Regions from separate parts of the Homo sapiens genome. Here region 2 is linked to region 1. A link is an interaction called in ENCODE POLR2A ChIA-PET data of the cell type or tissue named here. Cell type or tissue: Caco-2. All regions are shown on one strand. Each heading gives the region's core, and the rest is flanking DNA. Links, peaks and the distances in the headings are about the cores only.

Region 1 (10,284 bases), core at 915-8,914:
CATCTGGATATTTAAGGGTGAGAAAGAGCGCTTTGATATAGTCCAGACTCGTGTGTGTGTGTGTGTGTGTGTGTGTGTGTGTGTGTGTGTGTGTGTTTGGTTAAGTCGTTCTGCCCAGGTTTGCATAATGATCTTTCGCAGTTTAACCCAGAAAGATGTAAAAACATTTGCTATTTTTAGCCCATCATATCTGGGCTTTCATAAAACCAGCACAAAGCAATTCGATTCAGAAAGAGAACAGTAACCAAAAAATCTAAAAAAATAAGTAAATAAAATAACCACAGGTACCTACTACATCCAACCTAGCATATACTATGTTATATATAGTATGCATTTATTTCAGCATTATGGGCTAACTTATTATGCCATATTTTACATAGAGGTGACACTTAGTAAATGTGTTTTTAAACTTACAGCTGAGGGGCATGGTGGAAGCCCCAGCGTGGAAGCGAGTCTCATCAAACTCTCCCTTATACCCTAGAGAAGAAAACAGAAACGCATGTGAACTGCTTTGTGATCGATTTATTTTAAAACCATGGGAAGAAATTTTTAAAAACACACACACACTTTGAAGAAAACAAATCTAGCAAACCTACTTTTTACCACAACTGAAGCATATGCCGAAAGCTCTCCTTTAACATTCATCGCCGAGGCCCGGTACTGAGCTGTATCTTCAAAATCACATCTGAAAGAACAGACGGAAATGAATATCCATCGTAGTGACAATCCTTGTAATTACTAGCTGTTCTATCAAGGAACTCTTTGCTATCACAGCCCCCTGCAAATCAGTGGCTAACACATGGCTCTTTGGTTCTCCTGGTACAGCTATTTGTCTCTGATCTAGCTACCTGTGGGATATTACCTAGTCCAAGTGATCTACTGCAGTTTCATGCCAGCAGCATAGACTGGGGAGAGAACACCTATAGTTCACTGTGACCCTAGCCTGGGTTCATTTAAAATGTCAAAAAAAAAAGTCAACCAAGTGCTAGGCACATAAATTATAGAGTGAACAGCATTGTGATCCGCTTACTTGTCTAAAGTTGCATTGGGAGGAGAAAATGTGCAGGCGTGTACCTTTGTAGCAAGTAACTACCCAGAGGCACACTGGAGGGCGTGGCTTTCCTGCTGTCCTGCCCTTGTGGTGGGTTTCAGTCTGGGGGCAACCAGGAAATAGGGAAGAGAAAGAAGCAGTCCCTCCGTGTAGATTCCCACAACCTCCCTGAGCCACGTTGGTCTATGTGTTCTAGCTTCAAAGCTCATCTAAGTTATTTACACTTCATTTCCACTAAGGTTCAGGCCATACTTGGAATTTCAGCTCACAGCACACAAGAAGCGCCATTTGGATGTTCTTCTAAGTTATAATACAGAAACTGGAATTCTTATAAAAATGGACCATTAGGGAGAGAATGGTTTCATGGAGAGATGAAGAGGCTAAGGTTTCAAAGCAGGTTGTTTTATGTCTTATCATTACCAGTTTCTCGTGTTCTTCATTGTTTCTCGGGGTTTAGTTTCATTTGTGTAAATTTTTTTTCTTGCTGAAATTTTACAGACATCAATAGAACCCCAGCAAGGCAAACACAGTTGCCCTTCTCATAACTACTTAATTTTGAAAGTAACCACATAGCTCACTGTTGCTTTAGCAGAACCACCCACTGGCAGAACTGACCTGACTTTGGGTCAGGGTCAGTGCCTGGCAAATGGCACAGGGTCCTAGCATCATTTGGCCAACTCCTCTGATCTGAGGAGAAGGCTATAAGTCTCCTGAGAATGAATGGTATAAATTTCACCTTGACACTTAGGCACATCATGGTTTTATCTAAACTGAAAATTCTGGGAACTTGTTTAGCTTTTCATTGACCTAATTAGGTTTGAATTTCAAAATCATCTTGGGAGGCAAAATAAACATTTGGGAACTTAGGAATTTTGATGTAGGTTTCGTTTTCAAATTTTGCTTTGGATTTTACTTTAAGCTCAAACATCTCAATGTCTAGCCTGCTTCACATACACAGATTGACAGAGTGCATACTTTCCCATGGTTCCTGGCAAGCTGAAGGAAAGAACATTATCTCCAAGTTTAGCCCACATTCAATGCCACCTACCCGGATCTCCATGGCCTTTAGTTATTAAAAACAAGAGACTGTGATGATGATATTGATTTGGGACTCTGAAATGATTACTGAATATAAATGCCTCTTTATGCAACATATTTTTCTTACTTACATCTAAGAAAAATTCCCAAGTATATAAAAAGATAAATAAAAACATGCAAATTGGTTTTTTTCTCATCATCTTTGACCGAATCCAAATATAAAATCACTTTGGGAGGTAGTGTGGGTATGGTAAGGATCAGTCATACATATCACTTTCAGGTGTGCACCCAGAGAAGCACCGTATACGAATGTCCCTCAGTGTGATCACACAGCATTGGGATGAAGTGGGGAGAGTGGCTGTTAACTGCAGGGGTGAGAAGCCTCCCTGAGCAATGGTGAGCAACACATGGACACTAATGTTCTCTTACCCATTAATCTCCAGAGTGTGCATCCCATATCGACTCTCAATAATATACTTTCCAGGGTTTGCATGGACATTTATTGGCACCTGGTTTTTATACCTATAACAGAATGGAAACAAAATGAAGTAAGTTGAAGTGTAAACAACTTCATGATTAAACACACACACAATTCTTGTTCTTGCAGGAACATCTGTAAACAGGGCACTGAGGGTAGCAGCAGCATCGATTAAATAAATGTAAATCATATTGGCTTACGTGAAGTGCACCAGCAATACATCACACTTCTTGATGAAGTGCTTTCCCCTCCTCTATAAACTTACATGAAAAATGTTGACGATTCACAGCAATATGGCTGAATATCATGTAACATAGTTACCGAAAAAAGCCAGTTACAAAACAGTGCACAGCAGAATGATTGCTTTTATATAGAATACAAAAACAAAAAACTAATTAATGCTACTAGAAATCAGTAGTGTGTTGGGACGCAAGAAGGAGGCTTCTTGGGTGTCAATAATGTTTATTGATTTGGGTGTCAGTTACATGGGTGTGTGCAATCTACAAAAATTCACTAAAGCAATTCATTTGTAAAAGTGTGCAGTCTTTGGGAAGCCGAGGCGGGCAAATCACTTGAGGTCAGGAGTTTGAGACCAGCCTGGCCAACGTGGTGAAATACCATCTCTACTAGTAATACTAAAAATTAGCCAGGCATGGTAGCACACACCTGTAATCCCAGCTACTCAGGAGGCTCAGGCACAAGAATTGTTTGAACCCAGGAGGCGGAGGTTGCAGTGAGCTGAGATTGTGCCACTGCACTCCAGCCTGGGCGACGGAGTGAGACTCCATCTCGAAAAAAAAAAATTTGCAGTATATAATATGCACACTTTTTGTGTGCATGTTATATTATAATTTAAAAGGTTTTAGGCCAGGCATGGTGGCTTATGCATGTAATTCCTGTAATCCCAGCACTTTGGGAGGCTGAAGTGGAAGAATCACTTGAGGCCAGGAGTTTGTGACCAGCCTGGGCAATAAGCAAGACCCTGAATCTACAAAAACTACAAAAAATTAGCTGAGTGTAAACCTGTAGTCCCAACTACTTTGGAGGCTGCAGTGGGAGAATAGCTTGAGCCTGAGAGGCTGAGGCTGCAGTGAGCTATGATCGCACCACTGCACTCCAGCCTGGGCAACAGAGTGAGACCGTGTCTTAAAATAAATAAAACAAACAAACAAATAAGCTTTTTAAAAATAAATAAAACAAATAAATACATAAATAAGCTTTTTAAAAAGTTGACCACTATTGATGTAACAGAGAGGAAGGCTTTCTGTTGGGGGTTTTATTGCTGGCTATCTGTGTAGGATGAGAGCAAAACATTCTTCCTGCTAACATTCTTGCATGTTGTTAGAAGCAATATCATTATTATTATTATTATTATTATTATTATTATTATTATTATTTGAGACAGAGTTTCACTCTTGTTGCCCAGGCTGGAGTGCAATGGCATCATCTTGGCTCACTGCAAACTCCACCTCCCGGGTTCAAGTGATTCTCCTGCCTCAGCCTCCCCAGTAGCTGGGATTACAGGCACCGGCCACTACGCCTGGCTAGTTTTTTGTATTTTTAGTACAGATGGGGTTTCACCATGTTGGTCAGGCTGATCTCGAACCCCTGACCTCAGGTCATCCACCTGCCTTGACCTCCCAAAGTGCTGGGATTACAGGTGTGAGCCACTATGCTCGGCCTGCAATATCATTGTATTGAACGATCATTATATTTAAGTGTTTTATTCAATGTCATAAACAAACATGGCTCTTGCCTTGGAAGAATTTATAATATAAATCATGAAAGGAAACTTCTGACAAGTAAGAGCTGAAAGCCTCCCTTTTTCTGACTGTTCCATATCTGGTTAAGCCTCACAGCCCTCGGAGAGTGGACTACGCAGGCGGGCCTCTCCCTGGGACCCTGTCTTCTGGGTCTGTACGTGGCGCCTGGATTCTTCACCACTTCCTCATGTTCTCAGTAGCCAGTGGCTATGGTGCTGGACCAGGCTTTTCTACTTAAACCATTTTCTGCCCAAAAGAGGAACTGGGTTTCACTTGTTTCCCTTTCAGACAGCCCACTTCGCACGCACAGATGACGTCAATAACCCTGATTAACATAGCTGACACAGAGAATTGACTATGAGCCAGGCAATGCTCTAAGCGCTTTATGCATACATTGGTAAGTTCAGTTCTCACAACCACCGTATGAGATAGTGCTGTTTTTAACCTCATTTTCCAGATGAAGAAACCAAGGCATGGGGGTTTCAGGAACTTGCCCAGTCACACAGCCAGGAACAGCAGAGGAGGGATTTGAACCGGCAGCCTGGCTGCTGACCCACATGATGCTTCCATTTTCCAATTGTTCTGTCTGCATTTCATTTCTTCAGACTTGTGGACACGATCATAAGGAGGTTTGGGAGTAGGGAACATGATGGAAAGGGAGAGGAAGGAAGAATACTGGCTTCAGTCAGCTCCTTCCTTTCCCCAGCTCTCTCTCTCACATACACATACACCCCTCCGTCCCTAAAGCACGTTATTCATTTTCTACACTTAAAACAAACAAACACTCTCCTCCATATAACAGAACCCGAACTCATCCTTCAAGATTCAGATCAAATGCAACTTCTTCAATAAACTCTTCCCTAAAATATGACACAGTATGAATCGTTCCTGCCTCTCTGCATCAGGGTTCCTTGCTTCAAGTTACTAAATATAACATTTATCAAAATTATGGTTGGATATGTGTCTCTTCTATTATGTTGCCAAACCTTTGAGGTTGGGATTGTGTCTGATCCACATTTACTTTTTTTTTTTGAGACAGTGTCTCGCTCTGTCTCCCATGCTGGAGTGCAATGGTGTGATTATAGCTCCCTGCAACCTCCACCTCCCAGGCTCGAGCAATCTTCCCACCTCAGACTACCAAGTAGCTGGGACTACAAGTGTGCACCACCACACTCAGCTAATTTTTTCTATTTTTTGTAGAGACAGGCTCTTGCTATGTTGCCTATGCTGGTCTTAAACTCCTGGGCTCAAGCAATCCTCCCACCTCGGCCTCCCAAAATGCTAGGATTACAGCCATGAGCCACTGTGCCTGGCCTGATCCACATTTACTTCTATTCCTACTCCTGAGGAAGAATGAGTCATGGGCAAACAGCAGGCGCTCAGAATTGGTTAAATTTGGTTGAACAGAATTAGCACGTAATGCAATAGATTAATTGTAGCTTCATAATTTTTTGTCTGAGAGAACAGAGTTCTGACAAGCATATATGTCATGATATGGATGATTTTATTTTAAATAAATAGCGATGAGGTCTCACTATGTTGCTCAAGTTGGTCTCAAATTCCTGGGCTCAAGCGATCCCCCTGCCTCAGCCTCCCAAAGTTGGATGATTTTAAATAAATGCACACGAAGAAAGTAAGTTGACAGTCTCAGTTCCCTCAGATGTGAAATGGAGAGGGTGGGACTGGCTTAAGAATCGCAGCTGTGTGGCAGGTGCAGCAACATAACCTTCTCCAAACACAGAAGACCCTGCAAGTTGATGCAGTGCTATTTCCTGCCAGCAGCTTCAGACAGCTGTCTCAACATGGCTCGAGCAGACAGGACTATCTGATCAGAGATGGCCTGGAAAAAGAAATCCACTGGCCACTTCTAATCTCCCGCATTCCCCGTTTAGATGAAGTACAGGGTAGAACATGTTAATTGGCATGCTCTTCTTCTATAATTGGTTTAGGTAATTTCACACTGGACTCAAGCTCACTCTGGCTCTGCTCTTTCTTGTGCTGGAGGGTTTTCAGTGGTTCCTCTTTGCCTAAGAAAAGCGCTGTGATACCAACGGCTGTGACATGTGCTGTTTGACCAAATGACTCAGTGACACTCAATTCGGCTTCGGATCAAAAGTATTGCTCATATCTCTATAAAATTTTCATTACAAAGTATTCTGCAGGTCAGCAGTGGCAGTTCATGCCTGTAATCCCAGAACTTTGGGAGGCTGAAGCAGGAGGATCGTTTGAGGCCAGGAGTTCGAGACCAGCTGGGTAACATGGCAAGACTCCATGACTGTAAAAAATGAATTTTTAAAAATAAAATAAAAAACTATTTTGCAGCTCCCATAGTTGCTTCACCATCCTTTCTTTCCATTACTACTCAATTTAGCACCCTAATACCTTTTCCCCAGCTAACAACTTTTCTATTATCACCACATGGCAAGAGAAATGGGTTTAAAATACACACACACCACACATCACTTTGACTGCAGAGCTTGTAGTCTTTTCTCTGGAGCTCCAGATACCAATGTGAGAAATTCTTCATTTAAAGCGGTGGTCAAGGATTAAGTCAGAAAGGTATTTGATTCTATTCTCCAAAGAATTCCACCCAGTGAGGCATTTAGGTTTGCAGTCACTTGAGACTGGCTATCTTTAGCTTTAAGTCAGGGAAGAAAAGAAGGATTTGGGGCCTGTTCTGTATATACTTCACAGCTTGTTATTTCTAGAACATGAAATTCCAAGCTGAGTAGTCATCGGCTAATTTTGGAGGTTAATCCACACCCTGGGATTACATATCAAAAGCTTTCTTAAATCCCTGTGAATATTCAGATGTATACTATCTCCCTTATCATTTTTATGTAATGTCTATGAATTGCTAATGAGCTTTCAGTATACTATAAGTTTTTCCAGTGACATTTCCTTTATGTGTGTAAAACACACAATTCTCCCAGACAAATGTCAGTTTGGATGTTGGGCCGAGTTTATAGTATGGGGTCACAGTAAAAGCTCTTTGGCAGTGTAAAGCATGATCAAGCAAAAGACTTCACAAAAATTATTTTCTACCCACAAATAATGCACACCGAGATGATCTTTTTTTTTTTTTTTGAGACGGAGTCTTACTTACTCTGTCACCCAGGCTGAAGAGCAGTGGCACGATCTGTGCTCACTGCAACCTCCGCCTTCCGGGTTCAAGTGGTTCCCCTGCCTCAGCCTCCCAAGTAGCTGGGACTATAGGAGCGTGCCACCACGTCCAGCTACTTTTTGTATTTTTAGTAGACATGGGCTTTCACCATGTTGGCCAGGCTGGTCTCAAACTCCTGACCTCAGGTGATCTGCCTGCTTCGGCCCCCAAAGTGCTGGGATTACAGGCATGAACCACCACGCCCGGCCAAAGATGATCTTTAATATACTGAATCTCACCACAAATGAGATTGCTGCTTATAATCCAACCTGTTTTGAGTAAATCACTCTAGACCCACTTTAAAAACTATCTGAGAGAGATTGAGAGAGAGAGAGAGATCCCATTGGGATAGATTTTGGAATTAAGTAAATAAGAAAAATCCAAAGTAAAACTCCAAATCCTTATGTTGGAAAACTGTTGTAAATTGTAAATAATTTGTGTTAACCATTTTAAATATAAGCTGTTTTTTCTATGATAATATGGTAGTAACTGCTAAATTTGAATATGTGATTAATAATTCTAATCTTGAAAATAAACTCAATGCATGATTCTATTATGAAATTTACAAACCCTCATAATTTGTGAGAATAGAAGAGTTTTCTGAATCTCTGCCTTTGTAACTATTTTATTCCTAGGTTTTGAATTATTATAATGGGCTTAATGACACATTTCTTTAAGTATCTATTTGACAACGACCTTTGGGTGAAACTGAATAATTTTTTTTTTTTTTTTTTTTGAGACAGGGTCTTGCTCTGTCCCCCAGGCTGTAGCGCAGTGGTGCGATCTCACTCACTGCAACTTCCACCTCCCAGATTCAAGCAATTCTCCTGCCTCAGCCTCCTGTGTAGCTGGTACTACAGGTTCCTGCCACCACACCCGGCTAATTTTTGTACTTTTAGTACAGATGGAGTTTCACCATGTTGGCCAGGCTGGTCTCGAACTCTGGACCTCAGGTAATCCGCCCGACTCGGCCTCCTAAAGAGCTGGGATTACAGGCGTGAGCCCTCGCGCCTGGCTGAAACTGAAGAATTTTAAACATGTATTATAAATGCTTTGCTTGAGGATCTAGTCCAGTGTCCAACATATAGATATGAAAACATGAGTGCCGAGTGAGTGAATGACAGGTACACACTGATACCAACACATTGCTCCAATGAGTTTTCCTGATCTTCCTGCAGGCTACAATCAAGATTTCCATGGACAAATTCAATCTAGGCTTCAGGCCAGAAACCCAAATGAATCCTGCTCTTTAAAAAGTATGCCTGTCATGAGGTGAGGGGAGGGGGAGGGATAGCATTGGGAGATATACCTAATGTAAATGACGAGTTGATGGGTGCAGTACACCAACATGGCACATGTATACATATGTAACAAACCTGCACGTTGTGCACATGTACCCTAGAACTTAAAGTATTATAATAATAATAAAAAGTATACAATTAACACTATTCTCTCCTTTTAAAGAAAACTTTTTCCTTCTCCACTATTTCACATAATGTTTAAAATCTGACTAGGTAATACGTTTACATGGTTCAAGAACCAGAAAGAACTAAGGGTGCACAGTGAACCCTTCCTGGTAACTTCCTAGAACTTTTGTCCCTTTGACAAGGCTCCCCCTCAGGGTCAATAGCTTTTCTTGGGTTCTTCCATATCCTTCCAGAATTTCATTATGCAAATAAAACAAAAACAAACATAAATGCTTTTTTCTTCCCCCTTTAAACAGAAAGACTCTTATTATACAAGTTATTACATAAATGTACCCTATTAAATTTTAAAACTTTAATTTTTTTCACTACATATGTATTTTCCCTTCTATGTCGACAGAGTCCTCCTGCAGGATGGCCAGCTTCACGGTAGGGGTGCAGCAGCATCCTCTGCAACTAACTTTTCTTTCTTCTTTTTTTTTTTTTTTTTTTTTTTTTTTTTGAGACAGAGTTTCGCTCTTGTTGCCCAGGCTGCCTGGAGTGCAGTGGCGTGATCTCAGCTCACCGCAACCTCCGCCTTCCGCGTTCCATCGATTCTCCTGCCTCAGCCTCCCCAGTAGCTGGGATTACAGGCATGCTCCACCACACCCGGCTAATTTTGTATTTTTAGTAGAGACAGGGTCTCTCCATGTTGGTTAGGCTGGTCTCGGACTCCCGACCTCAGGTCATCCGCCCGACTCGGCCTCCCAAAGTGCTGGGATTACAGGCGTGGGCCACCACGCCCGGCCTGTAACTAACTTTTCTACCGAGGCCAGTGCTTAGACAGGCTCCCTGCTGCTGTCAGAGCGAGTTGGGAATAGGACGGTACTGCATCCTGTCTCTGCACCTGACTTTAATGAGGGATGTGTGTGCCCTTATTCAGTGCTCTCTGGTAACCTCTAGGTTCCACATGAATAGATTTGGTTAGTAATGTGGGATTGGTTGGAGAGCGGCTGCTGAGTGCTTGTATCATTTGTTAGGCCTCAGGAACTCCCATGAGTGAAGGTGTCCAGTGGAAACTGGTTGGTTGGTGTCCAGCCAAACCCTCTTTGGAAAGGGCTCTGCCGGAGACAGGCCCGCCACACGTGCCTTTGAAAGATGTGGCTAAGGACATAACTGCTATGAGTGGAGGCAGTGTGATTATATGAAGCATCATCACAAATTTACTCCTTTAATAAACCTGCTGATATTCAGGAAGGGCATTCTCAATATTCCCTTTGTACTTCTCCTCAGTGTCAGGCCCAGGAAGCTGCAATTGGATACCAAAAAGGTATAAATGCCAGCAATGTTATCACCAACAATCTTGGTTGTTGCTTGGGCTGCGGGTT
Region 2 (10,284 bases), core at 1,614-9,613, 170 kb before region 1:
ACAAGCTGACTTGCATACTAAGCTACTTCAACAAGAGAGAAGGACTTCCAAGAGCAACAGCAAGTCAGCGAAACAGCACTTGAAAGTCAGAAAACAAGGCCTCTTTCACTCACTGATCTGCTCAACAGCAGTGTCTATTCTATTCTGAGAGCTGGGGATCAAGCAGTGAACTTGGCTGACAAGGTACCTGCCCTTGTAGTGGTTATATTCTAATGTGGGGAGGGAGAAAACAACAACAACAACATATGTTAGGCTGGGACAACTATTATAAAGGAAATAAAAGAGGGTGCTGCTCCCTGAAGAGAGGGAGGAAGAGCAGGAAGAGCCACTTTTAAGGAAAGAAAAGCGTTGTAGAGCCCAGAACAGGAAAATACATGACAGATTTTTTTTTAAGCAACAAAGCTCCAAGAAGGCTCATATCTGAAAAAAGAAATAGAGTATAACATGGAGGGACAGAGCATGATGAGAACCTGGCTAACATGTTCACGAAACTATGCCAGGATATAGATACGGTTTACTTTCTCATAAGACACTACTGCTGTTCTTTCTTTAGTCATTTTGCCAACCTTCAAATGACTTTAGAAACAAACCAAGAGTGAAAATGAGACAACTCAGATACTGTCATTAAACATTCAGGAACATGCAGAAATTTTGGCAGTCACAAGTCTGAACAAAAATCTCCAGTTGTAATCTAAAAATTACTTCCTAAGAGTTTCTTTCTGATCATTAGTGAAGATAGGTGTAACTAAAAGCATCTTTAAAAATATTGCTCTAACTAGACATCCTGTTAAACCCAGAGGATGTCACATGTGTTATCCCCACTCTCAAAACCCACTGTTTGGGTTGAAGTATATCCTCCAAAAAAGAAACGCTGAACTCCTAACCTCTGGTAGCTCAGAATGTGACCTTATTTGGAAAGGGGATCTTTACAGAGGTATTCAAGTTAAAACGAGGTCATTAAGGCTGGCCCTAATCCAGTAGGACTGATGTCCTTATAAAAAGAGGAAATCTGGTCCAGGCGCCGTGGCCCACGCCTGTAATCCCAGCACTCTGGGAGGCCAAAGCGGGCGGATCACGAGGTCAGGAGATCGAGACCATTCTGGCTAACATGGTGAAACCCCGTCTCTACTAAAAATACAAAAAAAAAAAAAAATTAGCCGGGCGCGGTTGCAGGCGCCTGTAGTCCCAGCTACTCAGGAGGCTGAGGCAGGAGAATGGCATGGCCCGGGAGGCGGAGCTTGCAGTGAGCCAAGATCACGCCACTGCACTCCAGCCTGGGTGACAGAGAGAAACTCCGTCTCAAAAAGAAAAAAAAAAAAGAGGAAATCTGGACAGAGAGACAGACATGCACACAGAAGAACGCCATGTGAATATAAAGGCAGAGATTGGGGTGATGCATCTGCAAGCCAAGGAACGCCAAAGGCTGCCAGCAACCCACCAGCAGCTAGGAGAGGACGCTAATAAAAATAAACATCCAAGAATGAGAAAGCGCTCTTGGAAATTAACACACAATTGTAAAATTAAGACATTCTATAGAAGGGTTGGAGAATAAATACCAGCCTGGGAAACACAGCAAGACCCTGTCTCTACAAAAATTAAAAAATAGCCAGGCACGGTGGGTCTCACCTGTAATCCCAGCACTTCAGGAGGCTGAGGTGGGAGGATCACTTAAGGCTGGAAGTTCAAGACCAACTTGGGCAACATTAGTGAGACCCTATCTCTGTTTTGTTTTTTTTTTTCTTTTAAAAAGAAGAAGAGGAGGAGGAGGAGGAAGAGGAGAAGGAGGAAGAGGGGAAAGAGGGGAAGGAGGGGAAGAAGGAGGAGGAGGAGGAGGAGGAGAAGGAGAAAATGTAGAAAGCAGATCTCCCAGTAAATCCAACAAGGATAAAGGAATGGGCAAAAGGAGGAAAAAGATGAATATCAGAGCATCAATCCAAAATGGCCCCAATATCTGACTTGTAGACTTTTTAAAGTACAGAAACAGGAGAGGAAAAAAAGGTAGGGAAAGGCAGGAGTTGGATATTATCAAATAAATCATACAAGAAATTTCCTGGCGTCAGAAACATGATTTTCCAAATTGAAAGTTCCCACCAGGTGCCCAGCTCAAAGGATAAAGAAACACCTGCACTGTTGTGGGCTCCACCTATGGCAGTCACGACAGAAACATGCTAATAATAGACAACGTTAAAGGCTACACAAAGGATTCCAAAATCACCATATGGGCACGACTACACAAAGCAGGATACACACCATGCCCTCCATCAGATGTACGGCACGTAGTGCCAGCTACTTCCCCAACATCATGAGTGTACACAGCTACAGATGATTCTACCTGTGGGGAGAGGCCTCACCAGGATTGATAAATACCCACTACAGTCTCTGGGTGTTTTTATGCCCTCTGGCCTGCGGAGACTCTGGTGACATAGGGCCTGCTAGCCAGGTCTAAGTAACGAAACAAGGCCAGGGGTAAGGATTCACTGTGAAGCCAGGTAAGGTGGGTACTTCCCGTGTTCCCTCCTAAGAGACTGTGTCTCGTCCAAAAACTGAGATGGCAAATCCCAAACCAAGGTGCTTCATCAAGAGATGGTAATGAGATACTTTAAAAAGAAACAAAGAAAGGTGCTAAAAAAAATGGGTAGGGGGGAAAGGATAGGAAAATGGGGAAAAAGAGGGGGGAGAGGGAGGGAGAGAGAGAGAAATTAAAAAGACTTGAGACTTCTCAAAAAAAGGTAACTTCTCAAAAGTAACAATTCTAAAGGAAAACTATTTCCATTCTAGCATTCTATAGCTAGCCTATCAGTTGGGTAGGAGGCTCAAATAAAGACATTTTCAGACACGTAAGCTCTCAAAGAATTTCCTCCCTGTAAACCCTTTCTCAAAAAGCTGCTAGAGGATGTGCTCCATCAAAATGAGGAGGCATGCCAAGAGAGAAGACAATGTGTAATCCAGGACTCAGAATCCAACACAGAAAATTACTGGGATTCAGGATGAGTGAGGTGTTGACTGCAGAGTTCTGTAGTCCTATCAGAAACTGGGGGCCTGAATTTGTGACTGGTACTAAGAAATGTAAACCAATAAAATAATTGTTGACTCCAGAGAAAAGAAAAATTTGAACTGGCAAAGAAATAAAAATCACTGCATATGCTCAGCTGTAAGCAATATTTAGCCATGAAAATATAAACAATGAATATTAAGAAAATTAGAAAATGGTATTGAGAGCTTAGTATAAAGAATTGTGCGTGTGAGAGGAGGGTTATATAAGAGATGAACCTTCATCTTGCAGCGTAGGAAATCAATAGAGAAGGTCTAAAATGAAAAAAACAAGCTACAGTAGTGTATGCATACAAGCATGGAATCAAATCCCACAAGCACAGAAAAGAAATGAAAGGGGCTTTTGCTAGGGAGCAGTAATCAGCTGTGAGAAAGAGAACTGGGGTTTTTCATAATAAACCTCACAGTACTATGTACTTAAATGTTTAAATTACATATAAAAATAAATACTTAAGATTTTAAAAGATAAATAGAACTATTATGTGATATAGCCTAATGAATAAGAATCACATTTACAGAAATGAAAACTACTTAAGGGAAGGAAAATAGGAACACCAAGCAAATATAAGCATTGTAAGGCTTTTTTTGTTTTGCTTTTAATTAGGAAAAGTTCCTTTCCAACTCTCAGGATCAGCACCTATGGTCCATCTGACCTGTAGGTATGTCTCATTAGTAAGACAAAACAAACAAACCAGGAAATTTAAATACAACAAAGTTATCTAGTTAATTCACTTGGGACAGGGAGATGTCCTAAAACAAAAGTCCTATTTCTTGACTGTCATGAAGATACCACACTTACAGGGGGAAGGTCCATTTCCATTTGATGACAAGGATAGCACTGAAAGATTCAGCCAGCATTTAAAAGGATGACCTTCAAAAGACCAAAAAAAAAAAAAAAAAAAAAACCCACCATAACAACATAGGTATACCAGTACCTACGTTTTTCAACTGGCAGAGAATAACATTTCATGTAGTTTTATAAGCTAAGAAAATTAGTGTCCATTCTAATGAAAATCAATTATTCAAGCTTATAGAAAAACATTAGAGGCCTTATGAACTAATCAGCAGATTTTTAAATTTTAGTCAAACGCTCACCTGCAATACACTAGGTATAGACAACTGTGCTTTCTAGACGTCCCATTCTAAACACAAAGATAAGGTCCCTCCTACAGGCCCACACATTAACAAAATTCATGCAGCCATAGATGAAATGATGGAAAAATCTTAAGGATTACATTTATAAACACATGTTGTGCATAACATTTGTATACAAGATTTCTAACTTTGGCACTATGAGAATAAAGAAATTTCTTTCTGGGTCAAGAAAGAAATTCTAAGCAAACACATTAAACAATGTTTTTCTTTGAGATAAAAACAAGCTTTTAACTAAACAGTAAATTCTCACATTAAAAATATAAGCCCAGAGCTAACTCCAAGACAGTTCCTCAGACTTTCCCACAATCGCTCAAGCAGTACTCCCTTCTAAGTCCCTCCCTGTCCCTGATTCATAAAACCCTGCTTTACGCAGAAGCAGACCTACTTGATTCCTCTATGACACTATCAGCTACTTCGGGACAAGAGGAATGTTCATTCATTCACCTTTCGCCCTTTGTCCTATGACTCTCTCAACACTGGCTTCTCTGGCCTAGTAAGACCTAGAGGTGGATGCGGGCTCCAGTTTAACATATGACCTCATTTAATCCTCAGAACCAGCCTGTCAAGTAGGTATTGTTATCTCCCTATTACAAAAGAGACAACTGAGTAAATGATACATCAAAAGTATATTCATGAATTTGGGAATTCCCAAAGGTCTATGAGTATATTTCTATTTAATGAAAGGTTCTTCATCAGAGCTGATGTATCATTCATTTATTCAATTACACTAAGTAAAGCACCACTAAAACTCCATTAGCGGGGAGCTCATCTGCAGATGTAGTTACCAAGTGAGTCAAATGATACAGTGAAGAAAGCACTAGTTCAAAAGACAGATCTGCTCAAAAAGAATTCAGATACTCACTTGTATTAGGGGTTTCCACTGGCTACCAACAATGTGATGGGACCTGGATTTCTGAACTGTTGCAGGAAGTCAGGGACCCTAAACAGAGGGACCAGCAGGAGCCGAGGCAGAAGAACATAAATTGTGAAGATTTCATGGACATTTATCAGTTCCCAAAATTAATACCTTTATAACTTCTTAAGCCTGTCTTTACTGCAGTCTCTGAACATAAATTGTGAAGATTTCATGGACTTTTGTCACTTCCCTAATAATCATCTTATAATTTCTTATGTCTGTTTTTACTTTAATCTCTTAATCACGTTATCTTCATAAGCTGAGAATGTACGTCACCTCAGGACCACTACTGTACAAACTGATTGTAAAACGTGTGTTTGAACAATATGAAATCACTGTACCCTGAAAAGAACAGAATAACAGCAATTTTCAGGGAACAATGGAAGATAACCATAAGGTCTGACTGCCTGCGGGGTCGGGCAGAATACAGCCATATTTTTCTTCTTGCAGAGAGCCTATAAATGAACGTGTAAGTAGGAGAGATATCGCTGAATTCTTTTCCCAGCAAGGAATATTAATAATTGATACCGTGTGGAAGGAATGCATTCCTGGGGGGAGGTCTATTAACGGCCGCTCTGGGATTGTCTTATGCAGTTGAGATAAGGACTGAAATACGCCCTGGTCTCCTACAGTACCCTCAGGCTTACTAGGATTGGGAAATTCCAGCCTGGTAAATTCTAGTCAGACTGGTTCTCTGCTCTTGAACCCTGTTTCCTGTTAAGATGTTTATCAAGACAATATGTGCACAGCAGGACATAGACCCTCATCAGTAATTCTAATTTTGCCTTTGCCTTGTGATCTTATTGCCCTTTGAAGCATGGGATCCTTGTGACCTACTCCCTGTTCATACACCCCCTCCCCTTTTAAAATCCCTAATAAAAACTTGCTGGTTTGGGGCTCGGGGTCATCATTACGGTCCTACCAATATGTGATGTCACCCCCAGAGGCCCAGCTGTGAAATTCCTCTCTTTGTACTCTGTCTATTTCTCAGACCGGCCAACACTTAGGGAAAACAGAAAGAACCTATATTAAAATATTGGGGGCTGGTTCCCCCGATACTGAACAGAATAAAAGACTGGAAGCTCTATTCAGCTCTGAAACTGTTTAACTTAAGGATCCTTCTACTCACAGTCCAGTGCCATGTAACCCAGGAGTCACAGTGTACACTTACTCAAATCAGGAACCGTCAAAATTACGAGGGAAAATCCTTGAAGAAGGCACCATGTTGGATACTGACATACCACGTCTCACATAGTCCCACTGAGCCCATTTCCTCCTCCCCAACACCTTTAGTCACCTTCCTATCAGGATGAGCCCGAGAGCAATATTTAGGTTGTTTTAGGGATCATGTTGTATGAGAAATACAGCTTAGACATTCCATCCAGTCTCAGCCCAGCGATATGCTCATGCTGTGAAACACAGGCCAAAGAACATCAGGTTTACCTTGTCCAACTCATTCCAAAGTGCACCAAGTAGGCATGGTAGGGCCACATCACCTCCCCATCTTCCCGGCTGGTATTTCTCTCCTTGACACAATTGCCTTTGAAAACATAAATAACCCAGAGAAACCCACACTCCTATAAAGTAGGTGCTATCTCTCTGTTACCAATTTATAGATGCTGACATCTATAAAGAAAAGCTTCAGCCAGGTGCGGTGGCTCATACTTGTAATCCCAGCACTTTGGGAGGCCAAGGTCGGTGGATCACTTGAGGTCAGGAGTTTGAGACCAGCCTGGCCAACATGGTGAAACCCTGTCTCTACTAAAAATACAAAAATTAGCAGCGTTTGGTGGCAGGTGCCTGTAATCCCAGCTACTAGGGAAGCCAAGGCAGGAGAATCGTTTAAACCCAGGAGGTAGAGGCTGCAGCGAGCCAAGATCGTGCATCACTGCACTCCTGCCTGGGTGACAGAGCAAGACTCCGTCTCAAAAAAAAAAAAGAAAAAGAAAAAGAAAAGAAAAGTGTCTCGGCAGGGCACAGTGGCTCATGCCTGTAACCCCCTCAGCACTTTGGGAGGCTGAGGTGGGAGGATCGCTTGAGCCCAGAAGTTTCAGATCTTCCTCAGCTGATATAGCAAGACCCTTATGTCTATTAAAACCAAAATTAACCGGGGATGGTGGCACATGCCTGTGGTCCCAGCTACTCAGGAGGCACAGGCAAGAGGATTGCTTGATCCCAGCAGGTCCAGGCTGCAGTGAGCTGAAATCGTGCCACTGTACTCCAGCCTGGACAACAGAGCAAGACACTATCTTACACACACACACACACACACACACACACACAGCTTATCCAGTTCTACCTAATAAACGTAACAACAACGGCCAGGTGTGGTGGCCCAACTCAGCAATCCCAGCACTTTGGGAGGTAGAAACGGGAAGACTGCTTGGGCCCAGAAGTTTGAGACCAACCTGGGCAACACAGCAAGACCTCATCGCTATAAATAACAATGAACAACAATAATCATAATGAAGTAAAAACAAAACGCTAAAATTGACTTAGGGATGATAAAGCAATGCACAGGAACTGTCAGAGTCCTTGGGCAGTGGGGCAGCATAGGAACAAGGCAATGTGGGGAGGCAGGTCATCGCTACCACATGGCTGTGGCCTCTGGCAAATCTCTTTCAGCTTCAGGGTTCTCACCTAGAAAACAGCATTATTATCTGTACTTTGTACAGTGGTTGTGACTTAAGAGAGATACTTTACGTAAAAAACTTAGCAAAATGCCTAAAGAAGTTGTTCAATAAGATAACTGTAATAATGATAATCTTTTACAAATATTAAACACCTCCTCGAAATACCTAGTGTTCCTAAGTAGAAGGCATCAGCACCACTTTACAACAGACTAAGAATGTCAGTGGATAGACTAGATATTAAAGACCCCAAAATGCCAAATTTCTATATTTCAAATAATGCTACCTAGGTAAGTTATTTTTAACAGCTAAGCCAGTTAGAAAATCCTGCAACAGAAGATCAGTCCTTTCTTACAAAGCATTTGTTGACCGGGCACAGTGGCTCACACCTGTAATCCCAGGACAGCTGGCAGATCACTTGAGCCCAGGAGTTCGAGACCAGCCTGGGCAACATAGTGAAGCCTGGTCTCTACAAAAAAATACAAAAATTAGCCAAGCATGGGCCGGGCGCAGCGGCTCAAGCCTGTAATCCCAACACTTTGGGAGGCCGAGGCAGGGAGGTCACAAGATCAGGAGATCGAGACCACCCTGGCTAACACGGTGAAACCCCGTCTCTACTAAAAATACAAAAAATTAGCCAGGCGTGGTGGCGGGAGCCTGTAGTCCCAGCTACTCAGGAGGCTGAGGCAGGAGAATGGCATGAACCCGGGAGGCGGAGCTTGCAGTGAGCAGAGATCGCGCCGCTGCACTCCAGCCTGGGCGACAGAACGAGACTCTGTCTCAAAAAAAAAAAAAAGTAGCCAAGCATGGTGGCGCAGGCCTGTAGTCCCAGCTACTGGGGAGGCTGAGGTAGGAGGATTGCTTGGGCTGGGGAGGTCAAGGCTGCAGTGAGCTGAGATAGCCCCACTGCACTCCAGCCTCAGTGACAAAGTGAGACCTTGTCTCTTTAAAAAAAAAAAAACAGCATTTGTTTAACATTTTAAATAACAAAAACAAAGCTTTATCTCTCTCTCAAGTAGTATTTCTCTAAATAACTCTTATTCTCGAATAGTTCATATGTAAATTGACATTACAGCTATGTCAAATAGGTACCTATTATATTTAGTTAGTTATTTATTTTTATTTATCTTTTTTGAGATGGAGTCTTGCTCTGTCGCCCAGGGCTGTAGTGCAGTGGTGCTATCTTGGCTCACTGCAAGCTCCGCCTCCCAGGTTCATGCCATTCCCCTGCCTCAGCCTCCAGAGTAGCTGGGACTACAGGTGCCCCCCACCACGTCTGGCTAATTTTTTGTATTTTTAGTAGAGACGGGGTTTCACTGTGTTAGCCAGGATGGTCTCGATCTCCTGACCTCGTGATCCGCCCGCCTGGGCCTCCCAAAGTGCTGGGATTACAGGCGTAAGCCACCACACCTATCCAGGTACCTATTATTAATTTTAAAAAATACTGTTAAAAGAGTTTAAAGAAATGTAATATGTGGACAGACGTCTCTCAGTGTTTACAAAGAAAAAAATAACACAGCCTCCTAAAACAAACAAAAGATATATTATATCCCCTATAATGCTTCAACTAAGCCCAAACATTCCTTAACTTATGTTGGCTCATAAGAAAAGCACATTGTTTTACAAACACCACAAGTTTATAGACTCAACTGTGAGGAAAAATATCCATAACAATTCAAGCAGCTCCAAATCAGAGCTTCTAATTCATATTAACGATCTGATGGTTTTGCTGGCACATACCGGAGGGCAATTCAAAACATATAATCAAATGATCAGATGACCTTATATTGAATAAATTATTTCCAAATACTTTTTAAGAGCTGTTTGCATTCTGGACACCTCCCTTTCCGAATAAGTTTAAAGCCATGTCTCCAGTGCAGCTGAACATACCTATCTTGCCAGGAACCATAAATGTCATATCATAATGCACTGAATAGATGAGGACGATCTTGGTCAGCATACAATTCTACTGTTTAGTCAGGGGTATATAAAACGTCTTCTAGGCAAACTGCAATCCCATACTAACCAATGAACTTTTTGTTTATAATTATGATTCCTTTTATAAAAAGAGACCATCTTATTTTAAATTTAAAAACGGATGCTTAGGCTGGGCACAGTGGCTCACACCTGTAATCCCAACACTTTCGGAGGCCAAGGTGGGTGGATCACTTGAGTCCAGGAGTTCGAGACCAGCCTGGGCAACATGATGATACCTTGTCCTACAGAAAAGTACAAAAATTAGCTGGGCACGGTGGCACCTCCCTGTGGTCCCAGCTACTCGGGAGTCCGAGGTGGGAGGATCGCTTGAGCCCTAGAAGCGGAGGCTGCAGTGAGCCGAGATTGCACCACTGCACTCCAGCCTGGGTGACCAAGTGAGACCTTGTCTCAAATAAAATAGAAGTTTAAATCAATATTCTAAGGTCATTTATCCCTTTCATTTTATTTCAGAAATAGGTAAATGCAGAAATTCAATCTGTCACTAACAAAGTTACTTTGTACCATATATTTTTTGCGGAGTAAAATTACCAGTTC

What was found. Peaks named below come from ENCODE experiments on the same cell type or tissue, not always from the same donor. Only the 100,000 strongest peaks of a DNase experiment are listed, where the experiment ranks them.
Region 2: POLR2A ChIA-PET joins it to region 1 with 14 read pairs; 4 of 35 experiments call an interaction of 5 or more read pairs at or near these places.

The regions. Positions count from the first base shown.
Region 1 is chr18:3,173,524-3,183,807 of GRCh38, forward strand. MYOM1 (myomesin 1) reads right to left here. Exons shown (of 38, transcript NM_003803.4): 6 at 2,519-2,611; 7 at 597-685; 8 at 415-477. Among named protein-coding and RNA genes, the nearest start is that of MYOM1, 41 kb to the right of the region's middle. RefSeq lists enhancers at 4,277-4,396, 4,417-4,806. In Caco-2, for the core only: no CTCF peak of the experiment used is centred there; no DNase peak of the experiment used is centred there.
Region 2 is chr18:2,998,303-3,008,586 of GRCh38, forward strand. The region is part of intron 1 of LPIN2 (lipin 2); the gene reads right to left. Among named protein-coding and RNA genes, the nearest start is that of LPIN2, 9.7 kb to the right of the region's middle. RefSeq lists enhancers at 13-162, 430-529, 644-1,566, 5,578-6,095. In Caco-2, for the core only: no CTCF peak of the experiment used is centred there; a DNase peak (open chromatin) is centred at 4,699.